2 separate regions of the Homo sapiens genome follow, and region 1 is linked to region 2. Evidence: chromatin loops called from intact Hi-C (ENCODE). Cell type or tissue: IMR-90. All regions are shown on one strand. Links, peaks and the distances in the headings refer to the core of each region. The heading gives the core; the rest is flanking DNA.

Region 1 (2,912 bases), core at 307-2,806, 310 kb before region 2:
AGTACCGTCCTTTACAAATGATTCTTATCAAGTACATAATGTGTTCAGTAGCAATTCTTTTCAACTTCTGTTAAACTTAATCCACAAGAGGAATGGTGGGTTCTGGTCACTACTAACAGCAATAAAACAAAAGGACTGCCAGACTGCCCAAAGGAATCTACAAAGGGACCTTTTCTGGTGAATTCAATTTTATGGAATAATTGTAATGCCATTATTGGCGGGATTGCTCCAGCCAGAATACGACATGCTCAGAGTTCAATTATTTGTTACAATATTAGAGGACGGATGGCAGTCCTACAGGTTGAGAGAATGGGTGTCTCCTTACCCATTCAAATGGATGAACACAGGCATTGTTCCTTCTAGACCAAAAATGATTCATCCCATTGTTACCCCAGAACATCCTGAATTATGGAAATTAGCTGCAGCTATGACAGGAATAAGGATATGGAGTGCTACCTATCAACTCTCTCCCACTAATATCAAAACACCCACATTCAACATCACCTTGATGTCTGAACAGGTGATACGTATCAGGAGCTGTGTCAAACCCCCTTACATGCTGTTGGTTGGAAATATAATTATCATTCCCAATACACAAAATATAGAATGTGATAATTGTAAGCTGTTCATGTGCATTGATGCTACTTTTAATCCCACAACAAGTATTCTATTCGTAAGGGCTAGGGAGGGGGTATGGATACCAGTTTCTTTACATCATCCATGGGAGTCTTCCCCCTCTATACACATAGTCAATGAAGTTCTTAAAGGTATCCTGAAAAGAACAAAGTGATTTATTTTTACTGTTATTGTAGTCATTGCAGGTCTAATTGCGGTTTCTGCAACAGTGGCAACCGCTGGAGTTGAGATCCACAGTTCTGTTCAAACCACTCAATATGTTGAAGCATGGCAAAAAAACTCCTCCAGACTTTGGAATTCTCAGACTCAAATTGATCAAAAGTTAGCTAATCAAATTAATTATCTCCACCAAAGTGTAATATGGCTGGGAGATACAGTTATGAATTTGGAACACCGTATGCAATTACAATGTGATTGGAATACTTCTGATTACTGTATAACACCTTATGCTTATAATAAAGATCAGCATAGCTGGGAATCGGTCTCAAGACATTTAAAAACCTGGGATGATAACTTAACCTTGGATATTTCAAAACTTAAAGAACAAATTTTTGAGGCTTCACAGGCTCATTTATCCACTGTTCTGGGCTCAGACATTTTTGAAGGAATAGCTAAAGAATTATCTGATCTTAATCCCTTTAAATGGATCAAACCCCTCAGAGGATCATTGTTGTCACTGGCATTATTAATATTGGTATGCTTATGTTGTCTACTTTTAGTCTGCAGATCCCGCAAGGAATCCGAAGACAAGTCCAAAGTCAACGACAAGCAATGATGGCAATGGTGATCCTAGTTAATAAAAAGCGGGGAGATGTGGGTGGCAAGCCACCCAGGTGCCGAGGCAAGAGACCGAGAGCACGAGCTGTTCCAGTGTAATAAAATATATAAAATAACAAGAGTTATACTGATATAGCTCATAGATATGATTATATATAAATACCATTAATCATTAGTTTGTAGTAATTACTCTTTATTCAAATATTATAATAATCCTCACTCTACAATCATAACCTAGAAAAAGGCAGGCCATGCAGAGATAGGAGCTGAGGGGACATGGTGAGAAGTGACAAGAAGACAAGAGTGTGAGCCTTTTGTTATGCCCAGGCAGGGCCACCAGAGGGCTCCTTGGTCTAGCAGTAATGCCAGCGTCTGGGAAGATGCCCGTACCAAGCGGACCATGGTCTAGTGGTAGCGTCAGTGCCAAGGAAAAGCACCTGCTACTGAGCAGACCAGGAAAGGGAGTCTCCCTTTCCCCAGGGGAGTTTAGAGAAGACTCTACTCCACCATCTCTTATGGAGGGCCTGACATAAGTCAGGCCTGCCTGCAGTTATCCAGAGGCCTGACCGTCTCCCTGTGATGCTGTGCTTCAGTAGTCATGCTCCTGGTCTGCTTTCATGTTCCATCCTGTACACCTGGCTCTGCCTTCTAGATAGCAATAGCAGAATTACTGAAAGTATTAAAAGTCTCTGAAATGCAGAAATAATGGTGTAAGCTGTCTCTCCTCTCTCTCCGCCTCGGCTGCCAAACAGGGAAAGGCTCCCTTTCCAGTGGATGCATGACCCACGTGACCTTACCTATCATTGGAGATGGCTAACACTCCTTACCCTGCCCCCTTGTCTTGTATCCAATAAATAACAGCGCAGCCTGGAATTTGGGGCCACTACTGGTCTCCACGTCTTGGTGGTAGTGGTCCCCCAGCCCCAGCTGTCTTTTCTTTTATCTCTTTGTCTTTTGTCTTTGTTTCTATGATCTCTTGTCTCCGCACACGGGGAGAAAAACCCACAGACCCTGTAGGGCTGGCCCCTACAGGCTCTCAACTGTGTCTCTGTTCAGCCCTGCTGTAGGGCTCTCAACCTTCTGCCTGTTTGGCCTGGCAATGAGGCCCTCAACCCTATCCCTCCACAGCCTGGTTATCCATCTCTCACTTCTGCTTCTCCTTTGGTGCATCAGGCTCCCTCGAAGCCTGTCCTGCAGTTACTGCAGCAGCCTTGATTTCTCAACCCTAAAAGACCTGCCCAGCAGGTAATCGCACCTCATCCTGGCTTACAGGTTCTTGATTCTTCCTCTATTCAAAACTCGAATCTCTTTTTGGCTTCTGGTCCGGTTACCACTGCTGTTGCCACCACCATGGCTGCTCATAAGCAACAGGTTACATACATTCCTGAAAATGACACTCCTCTTATGAGAGCCATTTCTCAAGCCAGGGAGTATGGGCATCCTGAGGCCTAGCAACTTCCTCTTATTCTACATCCCCATATACCTGCCGCTCCTGTTGC
Region 2 (2,912 bases), core at 290-2,789:
TCAGAGACTGAAGGGGCAGAGGTGACAGGTCTAGGCTGGGATGAGGTCAGACGTCAAGGGTCCCACCTGCTCATGTGTAACAGGGATAAGCCTCTGCTTGGACAGCTCCCTCAGTGTGGCCAGGTCAGTCCGCATGTCCAGTTTACAGCCAACCAGCACAACCTTGGCATTGGGGCAGAACTCTTGAGTCTCTCCTTGCCACTATGTAGGAGAAGAAAAGAGAATTGTGGAGGGGTGGAGGGAGGCACAGCGTGAGCCTTTGTGCCATGCCAGCAGTGTGCCCTCTCTTCCTCAAGCACGCAGAAACCATGTATCCCTCAGGACTCTCCCACATGAGGAAGGAGGTGAGAATGCTAGGCTTGGTTTGAGAGCAGGATGGGGTGAGAGAGAAGCAGCGGGGAGGAGAGGGCTGGCGTGGGCCTGTGGACTCTTCTCCCTCAGTGGCTATGAAGGGTCTGCCAGCCTGGAAACTTCCCATTCCCACTCGCCTTTCCCATACTCTCTCCTGGGAACAAATTTATCCCACCCTCCCCTCCCCCACCTGGGAACTGGGGCTGCCCTAGCTGACTTCTGTCCATTCACCCCTGGCTTTTGTCATGGAAACTGGGGCCTGGAGAGGAGGCCACAGGGCTTTCCTGAGCTCCAGGATCAGGCTTCCCATCCCATCCCCTCCATCTGGGACTCCCACTGCCAAGGAGTTGGAAGAGCAGAGAAGGAATCCTGTGAGTGCTTCTCCCTTCACTCCCCCACCTCCCCTAGCTGCTGTATCCAGCTCTGAGGACTTTCAGGAAAGGGGTGGCTGGGAGGGATGGGGGCTGGAGGCAGGGGTGGCAGGGATGAGAGCTTCACTCGCTAACCAGCTGATGGCCATACCCCAGCCATCACTCCCTCCTCCTGGCCCATGTTATGTCAGGACCATGGTGGTCTGGTCCCCCTCAGTCTAGCTGCCCTATTTCCCCAGGCTCCCACCTTCTTGAGAACACTGTCCAGTGTTTCTGGTCGGCTAATGTCGAAGCAGATGAGCACAGCATCAGAATCAGGATAGGCCAGAGGCCGGACATTATCATAGTAAGAGGAACCTGAAGGAAGACAGGGCATGAGGGGCCTGAGTGGATGGGAGGCCTGGAAGGGAATGGGAGACCTTACAGATCCTGGTCAAGGGATGCTGGGAGCAGAGAATGGAAAAGAGCAACCATTAATACCCATCATTAATACCCATCATGGAGTCTGGGTTTCCCAAGTGGGGGAGCGGGCAGAAGGGAGGTCACATGGTGGGAAACGGCTCTCTGCTTCCCTAGTGGTTTAAAAAGTAATAATTTTTATTCTTGACTGAGGTTTGGACCCCTTTGAGAAGCTCATAAAATCTATAGACATTCTCATAAAATGTTGCATGTGCTTTCTGGGCTTTGGCAGTCTAAAGCCCTGAAGGGAACTCTTGTAAAAATAAAAACCCTCCTTATGTTGGGAGGAGGAAAAGAGCAGTGGCAGGGAGAGCACTCTCCCATTCTCCTGGGACTTGACCTCAGATTTATCTAGTTCAATGGAGAGAAACAGCCTCCTGACCACCCCTCACTCAAGACATTCTAAATGTCTTTTCTGCTTTTTTATTTTTTGAGATGGAGTCTCGCTCTATCGCTCAGGCTGGAGTGCAGCGGCATGATCTCGGCTCACTGCAGCCTCCGCCTCCCAGGTTCCAGCGATTCTCTTGCCTCAGCCTCCTGGTAGCTGAGATTACAGGCACGTGCCACACGCCCGATTAATTTTTGTATTTTTAGTAGAGACGGAGTTTCAACCATGTTGGCCAGGCTGGTCTCAAACTCCTGACCTCAGGTGATCCCCCCACCCCAGCCTCCCAAAGTGCTAGGATTACAGGCGTGAGCCACCGTGCCTGGCCTCTAAATGTCTTTTCTAAACCCAGTCTTATCTCTGAAGGAACATGTTCCAAATTAAAAGCCATTCCTTCCCAACTTTCCCAGGTAGGCAGGACCCAGCTGAGGGGCTCAGATCCTAGGCTTTCTCCTTCAGGACATGGTTTCTGTCAGGCTCTGCAAGTTCTACCTCAGTTTCCCTGGATTTTAGCAGAATATTGATTTTTCCCTTCCTGTTGGAATTGGATGGATGGGCTGGGCTTACCTGGAACCTAAGGGTCTAACCAAGGGAGGGGACAGAGTGGGCCGCCTTGGAAGTCAGGGTGACCCCCAGGGACTTGGCTACCTGAAGTGTCCCACATGTTGAGCTCAATGCGGCGCTTGTCGATCTCAAAGCTCGCAGTGTAGTTCTCAAACACGGTGGGGACATAACTCTGCAGACACGGATGGATCCAGATGAGATCATCTCTCCAAGTCCTCACCCCAGATAAATGCCCTCCTCACTCCCACACCCCGTCCAGCCCAGCCCCTGGACACAAGTTGGTCTGGGATTGGGCAAAGGGGAGATCCCGGGAGCTCCTGCCCCCCCCCCCCCCCCCCCGGAGAATCTCTGCTAAGCTCCCAGACCTCCTCCTGTTCCCTTCTGGTCCCTTCAGCCCCCTAGTTCTTCCCCTCTCCATTGCCCAGGACCTCCGACATTCCCCTCGCCCTCCCTCCCGGATGCTCTGGTTCTCCCAAACCCCATCTATCTCACCCTGCTCCCTAATTCCTCCCACCCCAATCCTCTGCAGTCCTTCCTGAGCCCTCAAGGCCTCCCCGCGTCCTCCGACCCCCTGTCTCTTGTCCCTGGTTACCCGAGTACCCATTCCCATCCGTCGCCAGGGCCCCTGTCACCCACCCCCCAGCAGCCTTAGCGTCCCCCTCCCAAGACGCAGGTCCCTCACCCCGGGATAGGCGTCCTTGGCGAACACCTGCAGCAGCGCCGTCTTGCCGCACTCTGCGTCTCCCACCACCACGATCTTGCAGCGGCCGCTCTGCCCCTCC

Evidence for each region. Hi-C counts contacts between places; a loop is a spot of excess contacts. Peaks named below come from ENCODE experiments on the same cell type or tissue, not always from the same donor. Only the 100,000 strongest peaks of a DNase experiment are listed, where the experiment ranks them.
Region 1: a loop joins it to region 2, with 17 times the contacts of the local background. A loop is called at or near these places in 32 of 110 quality-filtered maps.

What each region holds. Positions count from the first base shown.
Region 1 is chr17:43,337,948-43,340,859 of GRCh38, reverse strand. No RefSeq gene overlaps it. Among named protein-coding and RNA genes, the nearest start is that of LINC00910, 49 kb to the left of the region's middle. RefSeq lists a silencer at 1,752-1,801. In IMR-90, for the core only: a CTCF peak has its summit at 1,760 (motif pointing right); no DNase peak of the experiment used is centred there.
Region 2 is chr17:43,025,350-43,028,261 of GRCh38, reverse strand. It overlaps RND2 (Rho family GTPase 2), which reads right to left. Exons shown (of 5, transcript NM_005440.5): 1 at 2,813-2,912; 2 at 2,215-2,302; 3 at 970-1,079; 4 at 67-201. Among named protein-coding and RNA genes, the nearest start is that of RND2, 1.6 kb to the right of the region's middle. In IMR-90, for the core only: no CTCF peak of the experiment used is centred there; no DNase peak of the experiment used is centred there; H3K4me3 peaks cover 154 bases; H3K27me3 peaks cover 193 bases.